3 separate regions of the Homo sapiens genome follow, and all the other regions are linked to region 1. The links are chromatin contacts, found by Hi-C or POLR2A ChIA-PET in ENCODE. All regions are on one chromosome and are shown on one strand. The core of a region is the stretch at or near the end of the contact, and the rest is flanking DNA. Distances in the headings are between cores, read along the strand shown. Region 1 overlaps SPON2 (spondin 2). Region 2 overlaps MAEA (macrophage erythroblast attacher, E3 ubiquitin ligase). Region 3 holds the start of FGFRL1 (fibroblast growth factor receptor like 1).

Region 1 (4,321 bases), core at 1,281-3,780:
CCTACTCAGCTGGGTGGCAGCCACTGGCCTCACGGAGCGCCTGTGGTCTGGAGCGCATTGCTGGGTCGTGGGTCAGGGCCTGTTGGCTCTGGGTCTCTGGGTCTCACCTGATATGGGTGTGGGACAGTCAGTGTAGGCCCCAGACAACAGCGGACTTCAGACTTTCCCGAGGAGGAACTGGAGCCCACCAACCTGGCCATGGGCCCCGTCGTCCTCCACCCTCCATGTTGCTGGCTGGAGTTGAGGCAGGTACGGGGCCGCCCCACACCTGCCCCCCAAGCCATGTGGTAGGGACAGATGTCGTCTTGAGGAGCAGCAGTAATTACAAGCTTACTGTCAGCCGTCCCTGGAAGCAAGGGCCAGGTCAGGTCAGACAGGAGGCCGCCTGGCTGGCGGGAACCACTCCCCAGACAGAGACTGTGCCCAGTCCTGGGTCCCTCCTCATTTGGGATGAACTGGGCCTCCCTGTGCCAGCCTCGGTGCTGCCCCTGCCCAGTGCAGGCTTGGGCTCCTCACTCATTTGTCCACGCGGATGCCCCATTCCAAGCAGATGTCCCCGAGCCACTTACCCAACAGGCAGACGTGCCAGCACTGTTCGTGGTGTGCAACTGGTCTGGCGGGAAGAGCCCCTCGTGGGCAGAGGGTCCAGAGAGGTGCGGTTTGCCCCACATTTGGGGGCACTGGGCCACAGTGGGCAGGGGAGCACATGGCCAGTGCCCTGGGCTAGGAGAGGGATAAAGTCAGCTGTGGCCAAGCAGAAGCAGTATTGCAGGGGAAGGGTGGGGAGAGACTGTGCTATGAGCTCTGAGCAGGAGGCAGGACATGGAGAGAAGGGTGGGAGACGGACAGAGCCAGCTGTGCCAGCCGAGGGACCAGAGTGGGCAGTGGGGACGGAGCACAGACCACCGCCCACAAGGGTCTCTCCTGTGACTTCTGGCTTCCCGAGGGCAGAGGCTGGGATGGGCATGTGGCGGCTGGCACCCAGGAGGCTCCGCCAGGTCCACGCCAAGCCAGCCTGGCTCAGCTCTGGCTTCCTGCTCACACGCTGGATGCCTGTCCCCAGGCCTCCTGACAGGGCTCTGCAGCATTGGAGAGGCTTGTGGTGGGGCCCTCGCTGTAGAACAGGCACTGCCAGTGCTCACTGACTCCTCATTGCAGCCAGGGCAGGGGCGCTCCCACCACCTCGGTTTCAGTCAGGAAGCTGGGGGGTGCTGGGATCTGCCAGCAGCTCTGTGTGCTCCCCAGGTGGGCTGCCCGGGGCCCTGGCTCTCTGGCTTCTACACCAGTGCCCCTGCGAAGCCTCAGCGCCCAAGGTCTTTGCAAGCCCTGTTCCTGCATCTCTGGAGAGGGCTGCTCCAGGTGTGGGCCTGGCCAGGGCTTCCAGACCAGTCCAGGCACTGCACCTGCACATTGACCCCCTTCTCCACTCTCTCTCATCCTTCAGTAGCCACAAAGCTGGCAGCAGGGTACTCGCAGATTTGTGAGGAGAGCCGAGCCCTTGCTGACTGTCCTCCCGTGCACGGCAGAGTGAGGCGGGGCTCCTGGCCTCCTTAGGGGCTGCCCGCTCTGGGCCACACAGCCAGAGAAACACTGTCCATCTGGCTGGCTTGGCCTGTGGGGTGCAAAAGAGGTGTTTTCACTTTGCTTTGGAAACATGGAAATTACCAAGTGACTTAACCATAACACCAAATGATGATTTTTAAATTTATGAAAATTATGGAACCAGATGGGACACAGGGAAACGAGAACGATACTGAAAAGGTCTGAGTCCTGTGGGGGGTCCAGGTCCCGCAAGACAGCTAATCAGGTGCCCCTGTCTGTTATTCGGGTAAATGTAGCAGCTGGGTCCAGGCTCGGGCAGAGCAGCTTTCTACAGCAGGGGTGTCCGCCCTCTCCCGGGGTTCCCACGGGGTTCCCAGGGGCCCCTTACTCTGCCACGATGTGGGAGTTCCACCACCACAGGGACTTGAGCGGCAGCTCCGGCTCTTACGTAGAAACGCGCAACTCCAGTCCCTAGGTTGTGTCCGAGGTTGCTATGGTGCCATCCCATCTTGCCGCTCACTCTGCGACTGTGCGGAGAAACGCAAGTGCCCCCGAAGGGTGGGCGTGGCCTCTGATGAATGCACACGTTGGTGGGAGGTGGCTTCCGTTTGTACGAAGCGCCTCTTCACGCGAGCGTTCACCTCGGTCTCCCCTTTGCTTGGTCCAGTTCCAGAAACGCCGCTGGACTGCGAGGTCTCCCTGTGGTCGTCCTGGGGACTGTGCGGAGGCCACTGTGGGAGGCTCGGGACCAAGAGCAGGACTCGCTACGTCCGGGTCCAGCCCGCCAACAACGGGAGCCCCTGCCCCGAGCTCGAAGAAGAGGCTGAGTGCGTCCCTGATAACTGCGTCTAAGACCAGAGCCCCGCAGCCCCTGGGGCCCCCCGGAGCCATGGGGTGTCGGGGGCTCCTGTGCAGGCTCATGCTGCAGGCGGCCGAGGGCACAGGGGGTTTCGCGCTGCTCCTGACCGCGGTGAGGCCGCGCCGACCATCTCTGCACTGAAGGGCCCTCTGGTGGCCGGCACGGGCATTGGGAAACAGCCTCCTCCTTTCCCAACCTTGCTTCTTAGGGGCCCCCGTGTCCCGTCTGCTCTCAGCCTCCTCCTCCTGCAGGATAAAGTCATCCCCAAGGCTCCAGCTACTCTAAATTATGTCTCCTTATAAGTTATTGCTGCTCCAGGAGATTGTCCTTCATCGTCCAGGGGCCTGGCTCCCACGTGGTTGCAGATACCTCAGACCTGGTGCTCTAGGCTGTGCTGAGCCCACTCTCCCGAGGGCGCATCCAAGCGGGGGCCACTTGAGAAGTGAATAAATGGGGCGGTTTCGGAAGCGTCAGTGTTTCCATGTTATGGATCTCTCTGCGTTTGAATAAAGACTATCTCTGTTGCTCACAAATGTCCCTGGCTGTCCCCACACTTGTTCTGGGCCCCGTGCAGTGCAGGGACCCGTGGTGTGCGCTAATTGGGGACACACATTCAGAAGGCGCCTGGTGCTGCCGTCAGGGCCATGAGGCACGTGCTCTGTGTGTGTGTGGGAGGCAGGCCTGAGACCTACAGATCTCCCCACAACAGACGCCACCCCTGGCCCATACAGGATTTCAGAAGACACAGCAAATGGCATGTCAGATGCATCCACAAACCCGGCAGGCACGCGCCTGCCCACAGGACGATCAGAAGCTCAGACAAGGGGCACCTTGAGATCCGGACGAGGCCCCAGAAGCCCTCACTCTGCCCCCTCCTCTGTGGGAGCAGCTTGCATTGCTGCTGTTCATGGGGGGGCCACTGACCACCAAGACCCTCGCAGCCCATCAGGCCACCAGCAGACACCTCCTGAGACCTGAGCTCAGAGGCCCCAACCTCAAAGATGTCCTCAGGGGCTCACTGTAATCTGTCGTGGCCCTTTCTGCAGCAGGGGTCCCCAGGCCTCCCCACCAGTGCCACTCACCTGGTGGAACCCCAGGGCCCTCTCAGTGCCTGGGCGGGAGCTCTGTGTGGTTTGAGGATGGAGATGCTTGGGGGATGGCTGCTTCTTCAGTCCTCTCCCAGTGACTGGAAGGTGGGGGCTCACTTCTCTCACCGAGGCCTGGTAGACGACCCTTCCTCGTAACTGTCTAAGGCCCTCCAGCCCTGATGCTTCTAGAACCAGACCCCAGGCCCAGCTCCCACCACCCTGCACGCCATCCCCGCCCACCATCCTTGAAAACAATGAACTAAGCCCAAGCTCACGGGCGCATGAGCTCTGAGGTGACGTGGAGATCTGAAAAACCCCTGGCTTAAAGTTTTCTTAAGGTTCCTGGGACTGACAATGCCAGGAGGCCCCTGAAAGAATGGCCGTAAATCCTGTGTAGAGATCACACTGTGTACTTGGAACTCAAGAGGATCCCCAGGAACATGAACCCACAATCAGAACCCATAAAACGCACAGAACACCAGCCTTGATGCTCCTGAGTCAGAGCACATGGCAAACTCCACGGTCAGAGCCACCGGGCCGCTGGGGCTGGCATGACCAGGAGAAGATGCTGACCGAGTTAACCTCGCCAGGAGCTCTAAACTCAAAGACACCAGAGCAGCACAATGGGGTGGTGCATTGAAGCCTCGACAGACGGACACAACACTCCAGTCAAAGGGCAGAGACTGCAAGAGCAGACTCACAGAACCATGCGCTACTGTGGAGCCTGTGAAGTCCTGTAGGATCACTGAAAGGCTGGGGAAGGGGTTGTGGTGCAGACTCCTGCAGACACCTGGATCCACCTGCCCTCCCTCCTGGAGCATGGAGCTGGGGG
Region 2 (4,321 bases), core at 690-3,189, 160 kb before region 1:
TTACAAGGAACCCAAACCCTGAGGATTCCCACTCTCCCCAGATGCTCGCCCCCACGGACCCCGTGGCCCCAGCGGACCAAGAACGTGTAGTCTTCTCAACTGCAGTCCTTGCTGTTTGGCAGTGACGCCCAGCACAACCTTCCGAAGAACAGCCTCCCTCAGCCCACAGGCTGGACTCCCTGCAGATCCGGCCCAGCCCTCTCAGCCCTGAGCGTGCCACACACCACATGCAGCCACGATCTTTCCTGAGCCAACTCTGCGGGATGCACACAGGCCTACTCCAGGCCAGAACCCCACTCCAGTCTAAGGCTGGGCAACCAAGAAACCAAAGCAGAACATAACAGATCCCTTTCAAGCTGACCAGCGGGCACCTGCTCACCCCCAGGGCCCCCATTCTCATGCCCCCCCCCACACACAGGGTCACTGTCCCTCTGGCTGTCCTGAGGGCCTGCACCCCCATGTCCTGACCCTCACACGGGCCCCTGTGCACCCCACGTTCTCAGCCCTCAGGGCCCCTCTGCCAAAGCGACCCCAATGCACAGAACCAGGGGCCTCAAGTCCCATGTGTGAGTCAGCCCTGTGCTGTCCAGAACAAGGCATGTACCAAGGAACACAGGGCTGAGGAGGTGCCAGGCGCTCACGGTGGCCTTGGAGAAGATGCAGTGTCTCGCAGAGACTGGAGTTAGTGTAGGAGGTGGCCCAGCAGCCCCTTGATGGATAGCACGGGGACCACGTGTTGGAAGCACCACCAGGAGAGCCCGGGGCAGCAGGGAGTGGGGGGCGTCCACGCTTGGGACCCAGCCTGGGGAGTCCACATGGCTGACGCCCCAGGGCCTGTGCAGGGCCTGGGAGTCGGGGGTGAATCCACACGGCCGACCCCGCAGGGTGCATACAGGGACTGGGAGTCGGGGGTGAGTCCACACGGCTGACCCCGCAGGGTGCGTGTGCAGGGGCTGGGGACGGCCATCCGAGATTCCAGTGCCCATGCATCCCCCTCCTTGGAGCGTGTGGGTGGGCGTGGGTCTGAGTCCAGGAGGAGCCCCACCCAACCCCCTCATTCCATCTCTGGAGACAAGTCACCCTTCGTCACACGCCAAGACGTGCACAGAACACGGCCAACGGGCATCTCACCTCCTCCCAGAGCTGCTGAAGAGAGGAAATTTAATCTCCGTGGTTGACATCTACAAGATCTCATTTGCATGACCTGGTTTACGCGTCTTATCTCACCATCAATCAAACCCCAGACAGACATCATCCGCCTAACAAGCTGCCTCACCTCGCACCCCAGGTCCCTGATCCACAAATCCTGACCCCAAGACAGAAACAGAAAACCTAACAGTGGCGGCTGACTCTTTTCAGATCGTTTGATGCCAGCATTCAGCCCCAACACACAGAGAACTGCAGCCGAGATGTGGGGCCCTCAGAGCAGGTCCGGGGAGAACAGCACGGTATGCATCCACAGGACACAGGGGAAACAAAACCGTGACTTTTAACAAACTAAATGCAGCTAACATAAGAAACACAAAAACTTCCATTTTTCTTTAAAAATATAAACACACGGGCCAGGCACGGTGGCTCACGCCTGTAATCCCAGCACTTTGGGAGGCCAAGGTGGGCGGATCACAAGGTCAGGAGTTTGAGACCAGCCTGGCCAACATGGTGAAACCCCATCTCTACTAAAAATACAAAAATTAGCCGGGCGTGGTGGTGGGCGCCTGTAATCCCAGCTACTCAGAGGCTGAGGCAGGACAATCACTTGAACCCGGGAGGCGGAGGTTGCGGTGAGCTGAGATTGTGCCAGGCAACAGAGCAAAACTCAACCTCAAAACACACACACACACACACGGAAAGAGAGAGAGAGAGAAACACCCAGAAGACAAAATTCCTAAACTGTGCCTGGCCAGGCTGAGGTGTGGGTGTGCGACAGACGGCACGGAGCTGCTCACACAAAGCCCATGAAGTACAGGCCAGGTCCCAGCCGCCTGGGGTCAGGGATTCACTTACTCATTTACTAAAAATTAAAGGCGTTAAAAGTTAATCACTAGCAGCTCATACTTTTGCATTTCGCAAAAACCCACAAATGCCCCAGGCAGGGCGGAGCTGCAGCCACCCCAGCCAACGAGGCCCCCTGCCCGGCCCAGCACGCTGGCTCCACAGACAGCAGGACTCACCTTGCCTGCCCCAGTGGACCCAGAGGCTAGGCTGCTGGCCTCAAGCCCTGTAGATGGTGCCCGACGCTCCAGCGCCATGTGGACCGTGAGTTCAGAGGTGGACGGGAAGCTCCTGCGGGCTGGGACCCTGGCAGCAGGTGAGAGGGCCCTGCCTGGAGCCCTCAGGAGACATGTGGCCAGGCTTCTCCGCCTTCCCTCTTGTCCAGCCTCAGTGAGTGATACACAACACCCTCTGGGCTCCCAGCCAAACACCCGCACTCCCTCACCCCACAAACGTCCTGCCGATGCCCCACCTGCCACCCCAGCCCAGCTCCCGTGTGCCTTGTGGGTGGCTCCAGGGCCACGCTGAGCTGAGGCCGGACTTCCCTGACCAGGCCCTGGCACCTGGAGAACCACTCCCAAGACGGCCCCAGCAGAGGATGTAGCTCACACTGCGCCTGCCCCCGAGACACTGGGGTGTTGTTTGCCATGCCTGCCCGGCTGGCTGCTGAGGCTTCGAGGCAGCACGTGTCTGCTTGCGGGAGGAAGGACACGCACTTCCTGGGACCTGCCTGCTCCCCTGCAACAGACGAGGCCGCAGAGGGCACAGCTCTGAGCTCGGCTCAGACATTATGAGGTGGAGGCCCCGCGAGTCTCTAGGGCAGATTCTACCCAGAGCAGGGGGAACAAGGCAAAGAGACCCTACACGGAGCGGGGGGAACACAGGCAAAGAGACCCTACGCGGAGCGGGGGGAACACAGGTAAACAGACCCTACACGGAGCCAGGGTAACACAGGCAAATAGACCCTATGCGGAGTGGGGGTAACAGGTCAACAGACCCTATGCGGAACCAGCTGCCACCTAGATGAAGACATCTGTGACGGAGGGACTCCGGGATGGACACGTTTTGTTTTCAGACTCCAGGGCTGACAGTGGCCGGGGCCCTCAAGGAGACGGAGGCTGACTCGGGATGGAAGCAGACTGCCGCCGGACAGAGGCCAGCGACACAGGCACCGAGGCCACACGGAGGCCAGAGCAGAGCGGGAGCCCCTCCTCTTGACAGGGGGCCCCTGGCCGTGTCCCCGCAATGCTCACACGCCACTCTCCACTGGCCCGGGTCCCGAGATCCCCGCTTTAGCCCTCTCAGGCACAGAAGGGACCTCGTTGCAGGCCTGGCTCCCTCGTGCGTGAAGACGAGGCCTGACCTGCCACCATGCGCCCAGGTCAGCATCAGGAGCCGGAGCAGGACCCCGGGCCTCTCCAGGGTCCACGCAAGGGCAGGGACTTGCCGCGGTTCTGCCGTGCGTCTTGGGGACCACCCTCAGCACCTCATCGTGAGACGCCCACTTCTCCAAATGGGCCTTCTGTGGAACACTCGGCCACCCGGCCCACTGCAGGTGGATATGGAGTCGCGGTCGGGTTTCTGTGGGCATGGACAGGTGCCCCCTCCTGGCAAACACACCTGCTGGGCACTCGCCCGGGAGCTGAGGGCCAGCCAGGCCCACACACCCCACACAGCAACTCAAGCGTCACCGCAAGGCTTGGCCGCTCAGGAACCTCCATGAAAGTGAGTGAGACGACCTAGCACTCAAGGAGCAGCCCTGCCCCGAGACGGGGTGAGCATGAACTGGCCGACACTGCCCAGGCCAGGGACCACTGCTGCCTGACGATGCCCACTCTGGGGAGCCAGCGGGAAGCCAGCGGACAGCCTCTCTTCCTTTGCAGACGCCGTGCACCCCAACTGGGCTGAGCCACAGTGACAGCCAGCATCCCCTTCTCAGGCCTGACCACCAGGGCGCCGCTGGCCTCAGCTCACTGCACGCCGCCCTTGGGTCGGAGACAGGCCGGAGAACCCAGAAGTGCCCTCATCACACGCTGTCAACATTCCCCGATGACTGTGAGGGACATTCCCAAGCTCAGGACGCTTGGAGCTACCTGAGGACCACACGTCAGAGACACTCCCATCTACTGAGGCTGGCGGCACTTTCCAATGTGGAAAGGGGGTGCCGGGAGCCTGATCCACGTGTTTTACGTGGACGGTCGGGACCTCAAAGCTGGTTCCCCTGGCAGCCACGGGGGTCTGGATGCCCACCTGGGGCCACACCTTGGCGGGGGCCCTGCCAGGCTCCAGGCCTCACTCCCCAAGTCCCATTCAGGAACAGTGGGAGAAG
Region 3 (4,321 bases), core at 1-2,500, 160 kb after region 1:
CCTGGACTGCAGGTACGAGTATGAAAGTGTTTGCAAGACCAGGAGCATGTCCTGGGGAGCCAGGACTAAAGCCCACCTGGCCAGCAAGCACGCATGAGGGGAACCCCTCCAGCCAGCTAGGGGAGCCCCGGTGGGTGCTGTGGACAGCCCATGGGTGAGGGGGCCCTGGAAGGAAGGGGGCCTGGCGAGCGGGGCGGCAGGGGCGGGGCATGGCGCGTGCCAGGCGGGCACTGTGGCAGGGTTCAGGGCCGGGCGGGAAGGGGGCGGCGCTGGCGGAGGCCAGGCTGGCCGGGCTGGGCGCCAGAACTCACCTCGGGCGGCGGCGGCCGGCGGGAAGGCCCCCAGCAGCAGCGGCGGCAGCAGGAGCAGCAACAGGGGGCTCGGCGTCATCTCGGCCTGTCCGGACCTGGGGACATTGGGGGCGCCGTCACTAACACGTGGAACTGGGAGATACCGCCCTCCCCGGTCCCGGGCCGCGGGGATCAGGGGTCTGGCCGCCCTCCCCACAGGCCCTCCCCGCCCGCGCTCCAGGCGGAGGAAGCCGCAGCGGGGAGAAGCTGTGGGTATCAAAGGCAGACAAAGGGTTTACACTAATTACCGGGCTCCCCCGCCGCCCCCCCTCTCCAAACACCGTCTGGATTCCTGGCGCTTGTAACTCCGGCCCTGCCCGCAGGACACACAACACTCAGCGCCCCGCAGATAATCGCCTGCGCCATTAGCGGACAAATTTGCGCTGGGGGGGGCCCACGTGGGGCGCGGGGGCGGGGGCGGGGCAGGCCGGGGGCCCGCAGGAGCGGCGGCGGCGCGCATGACCCGTGCCCAGCTGGGGCCCCGAACCCGCCCCTCCCCGCCCCCGCCCCGGACCCCCGCCCTCCCCCGTGTGCCCACCTGGGGTCGCGGCCGCGCGCGCGGGGGGCTCACCTCGGCGGGGGGCTCAGCGGGCGGGCGGCGGGGTCAGGGCCGGGCCCGCGGCGTGCGCTCCGCGGTCATCGCCGCCCCGGGCGCCGCATCCCGCCGCCCCGCGCCCCCGGGCCCGGTCTCGGGGCGGGGCGGCGCTACCTGGGCGCGGGCGGCTCGGGCCGGGTCGGGGTCCGGGCTCGGGCGCTCGGGGCGCGGGGTCCCGGACCGGGCAGGCGGCGGGGGCGAGTCCGCGGGGCCGGGGGCCGGGGCCGGGATCCCGGGGCGGCGGGGCGAGGGGCCCGGGGCGCCGCGCCGCGAGGCGTCCTTCCCTGCGGGGCTTTGTCAACTCTCCCGGAGCGAGCGCCGAGCCCGGACCCCCGACCCGCCCCCGGCACAACTTCCGGCCAATCCGCGCGCGTCAGCCCTCCCCCGTGCCCCGCCCCGCCGCCAAACTTTTCCCCAATCCGCGCGCGCACACCGCCCCCGCCCCGCCGGGCTCCCGGCCTTAACCCTCGCGGTGCGGACGTCCCCGCGGGCGGGCGGCTTCCCCGGGTCCGGCCCCGCCCCCGCCCCCGCCCCGCCCCAACCCGAGCCTCGCCGCGCCCCCGGCCCCGCCCGCGCGCCCTTGGTCCCCGCAGGCTCCTAGGACCGGCCAGGAGCCGCCGCGCCCTCCCCATACCTGCGCCCGCGCGCGCCCGGGTCGGGTCCTCAACTCTCGAGACACCTCCGCGACCCCCAGAGCAGGCTCCGGCCCTGCCCGCGGCAGTCTGACCTCTGCGCAGCCCCGGGCCGGGCCCAGACCGCTCTCTGGTTGCTCAGAAGGGGGCGGACTGGACGGCCGCGGGAGCTTCGAGGCTTCCAGGTCTGCGCCCCGGGGGGTCTTCGGGAGCAGAAGGGAGAAGCAGGGCCTCGCCCAGCCGGAGCTGCTGGGGACGGGGTAGGGGGGGACGGCCGCGGCGATGCAGGCAGGGGTCCTCCCCGGGGCGTTCGGGTTACCTGGTGCCTTTGGCCAAAGGTATGTTCCCACCTGAGGCCTCCCAGCCTCTCACCTGCTAGTGACGGGAATGACAAGAACATTAATCATCGTAATAGACGTCAACATGCGATTCAATCTCCGCTACCGGGCAGGCGGCCCCAGGAGCAGATGAAGAAACGGAGGCGTGGAGAAGACAGCGCCCAGCTCTTCGCGGCTCTTCCTCCACACGCCTCGCCTGCCGTCCCTGCCCAGGGCCCAGCACGCAGGGCTCCCAGGCCGCACCTCCAGCCGCCCCATGGCCTCCCCTCATCCTGCCTCCCAGTCTTGCAACACAAACCTCACGGCCTGCCCACATCCCGCCTCACACCCTCGACTCCGCGGAGTCACCATCCCAGCACCTCCTCCATCCCCCAGAGCAGCCTCTCTTTCTGGGGCCTGAAGCCCCCTCTTCCAGGAAGTCCTCCCAGGAAAGGCTGAAACTGGAGAGGCCTGGCAGCCGGTGTCCCCAGGCCGAGGAGAGCTAGGCGGGGCGTGGGGGGCGCCAGCTGTCAGGGTGTGGGACTCCTCAAGGCCCGAACTACCCGGCCGTCCCAAGGTGCTGGTTCCCAGCCCAGCGTCCTCCACCCCAAATCCCGCGTCTGGGCCAGCGTGGGCGTCGCGAGGGCGGATGGAGGTGCGCTCGGACGGCCCATCCTGCCCCCGCTGGCGCAGCCGCCGCTGTGCACCCGGGGAAGGGTCCAGGGACCGCCGCGTGGTCCTCCCGGCGGGAGAACGTCCTGCGCCGCCGCCGCGGCCCTGTCCCACAAGGAGCCAGCAGCGCCGGGGCCCACCTGCCGCCCTCCCGGCCGGAGCTGCAGTCACGGACAGGTGGGTGGGGCGGTCTCACGCCCGTGGGAGAGCGGCGCTGAACTTCCCGGACAGCTGGCGAGGAGGCAGCGCTCCCACAGATGTGCGGGCTGCCGGACACAGGTGCGTGGAAAGGGGACAGGTGTGCGGAAACGTGGCTGCGAGCGTGCAAAGTATAAGCAGGGAGCGGACAGGCCGGCAGGTGCCGGCCCCCGAATGAGCGGGCAGTGGGAGGGGCACGGGCAGCGTCGCGGCCCCTGGCGGGCGGGGCCGGGACGGGGGGCGGGGCCAGGGGCGGAGCGGCAGACGGGGCGGGGCCCGAGGCGGACAGGGGCGGGGACGGGGAGGGGGCGGGGCCTGGCCGGGCGGGGGCGGGGCCCGGGCCTCCCGCGCCGGCACGCGCTGCCCTCTGGCGGTGGCGGCGGCGCCGGCGCGGCAGCTCCCGAGGCGTTTTTCCTCGTCTCCTCGCCCCGCCCCGCCCCGCCCCGCCCCGCCCCGCCCGCCACGTCCCAGCCCGCGGCCGGCCCAGGCCCCGTCCTCAGGCAGCCCCCCGCCCCTCGCCCACCCCCGGAACAGGGACTGGGCCCTCCCCGCTCCCACGGCCCTTCGGGTCAGGCAGCGCGGAGCCGAGGGGCCGGCGCAAGCACGTCCTGCCCCTTAAAACTGAAACGGGGCGGTCAGCCACCCTCGGGGTCTCAGGCCCCATCCTCAGCCAACCCCATGGGGTGACCGCGGGAAGACAGGTTCTTGTAGCCACCTACCCAGCCCCGGTGAGCCCCAGGCGCGCAGGTTCGCTAGCACGGATCCTCGCTTGCCCGCGACAGCACCTGCCCCGGGGCAGAAGAGGCAGGACTGGGGGAGAGCCGGGCAGGCCTCACAGAGGCGGCATCTCAGGAACAGCAGGTGTAGGGACTGACAAGGACAGGCGGGTGGAGGAGGCTTGGCAGAGAATGGAGATGCAGTAACAGTGACTTACACACTCTCAGCTGCAGCAACCAAAAAAATAGGTGTGAAAACAGCACGTAAGGCACTGGGCTCACGAAACCGAGGACCGTGGTGCTGGAGAGAGGGGAAGCGACCCGGCAGCGAGGACAGTCCCGCCCACTGCCCAGGCCGGTGCAGAGAAAACCCAGGCAGCCACCGGCGTCTCCCTCAACTGGGAAGACAGAGGTGGCCAGGCAGGGGCTGGAGTTCACAGGTGCTCCAGAGTGCTGGAGAGGAGGGGGCTGCACCGAGAAGCCCAGACACCCACAGAGGGTCTGCCTGGAGGCTTCAGCTAAGCACAGATCAGTGCAGGAGCGTGAAGAAAACACTCAAGGCCAGGGAAAGACCCACCCAGGATCAGAGCCCATGCAGGGCTGGGAATAGTGCCTGTGCTCAGCAGCCAGAGTGGGGAAGCATCGTTAGAGCAGGAAGAAGTTCTCACCCCGTAGTAGGGAAGCATCAACACGAGACTAAATACAGTTCAGGTCCCACCAAACACCACTGAATAAGAAGACCCAGAGCCAGATGTGGGGGCTCACACCTGTAATCCCAGAACTTTGGGAAGCCAAGGCAGGCAGACCAGTTGAGCCCAGGAGGTCGAGACTAGCCTGAGCA

The links. A loop is a pair of places that touch in the nucleus more often than their neighbours do. ChIA-PET counts read pairs that join two places held with the same protein, here RNA polymerase II (POLR2A). Pooled maps may share reads with other maps.
Region 2: a loop to region 1 is called in a map of right cardiac atrium, with 2.3 times the contacts of the local background. The contact joins two enhancer-like sites. A Hi-C loop is called at or near these places in 40 of 168 maps with a recorded cell type or tissue (A673, B cell, CD4-positive, alpha-beta T cell and 25 more), 30 of 37 single-sample maps with no recorded cell type and 39 of 50 pooled maps. POLR2A ChIA-PET finds 5 or more read pairs at or near these places in 15 of 52 experiments (B cell, CD4-positive, alpha-beta T cell, CD4-positive, alpha-beta memory T cell and 11 more).
Region 3: a map of B cell shows a loop between it and region 1 (31-fold over the local background). The contact joins the promoter of FGFRL1 here to the enhancer-like site in region 1. A Hi-C loop is called at or near these places in 2 of 168 maps with a recorded cell type or tissue (B cell and CD8-positive, alpha-beta T cell), 2 of 37 single-sample maps with no recorded cell type and 8 of 50 pooled maps. POLR2A ChIA-PET finds 5 or more read pairs at or near these places in 4 of 52 experiments (AG04450, HepG2, PC-3 and 1 more).

The regions. Positions count from the first base shown.
Region 1 is chr4:1,165,545-1,169,865 of GRCh38, reverse strand. SPON2 (spondin 2) reads left to right here. Exons shown (of 6, transcript NM_012445.4): 6 at 2,210-2,934. The coding sequence ends at 2,394. The region is part of intron 1 of LOC124900647 (nascent polypeptide-associated complex subunit alpha, muscle-specific form-like); the gene reads right to left. Among named protein-coding and RNA genes, the nearest start is that of SPON2, 4.9 kb to the left of the region's middle. RefSeq lists a silencer at 2,446-2,729 and an enhancer at 2,556-2,805. Within about 2 kb of position 2,530, at least 22 of the 41 ENCODE cell types and tissues checked have a DNase peak (open chromatin) inside an H3K27ac peak, as active enhancers do; they include B cell, CD8-positive, alpha-beta T cell and natural killer cell, where a contact is called at or near this core.
Region 2 is chr4:1,327,854-1,332,174 of GRCh38, reverse strand. The region is part of intron 5 of MAEA (macrophage erythroblast attacher, E3 ubiquitin ligase); the gene reads right to left. Among named protein-coding and RNA genes, the nearest start is that of UVSSA, 17 kb to the left of the region's middle. Within about 2 kb of position 1,939, at least 6 of the 41 ENCODE cell types and tissues checked have a DNase peak (open chromatin) inside an H3K27ac peak, as active enhancers do; they include CD8-positive, alpha-beta T cell and natural killer cell, where a contact is called at or near this core.
Region 3 is chr4:1,008,555-1,012,875 of GRCh38, reverse strand. FGFRL1 (fibroblast growth factor receptor like 1) reads right to left here and starts at 1,250. Exons shown (of 7, transcript NM_001004356.3): 1 at 922-1,250; 2 at 312-406. The coding sequence starts at 390. RefSeq lists silencers at 509-578, 1,258-1,777, 2,608-2,677, 2,968-3,067, 3,318-3,427 and an enhancer at 2,295-2,927.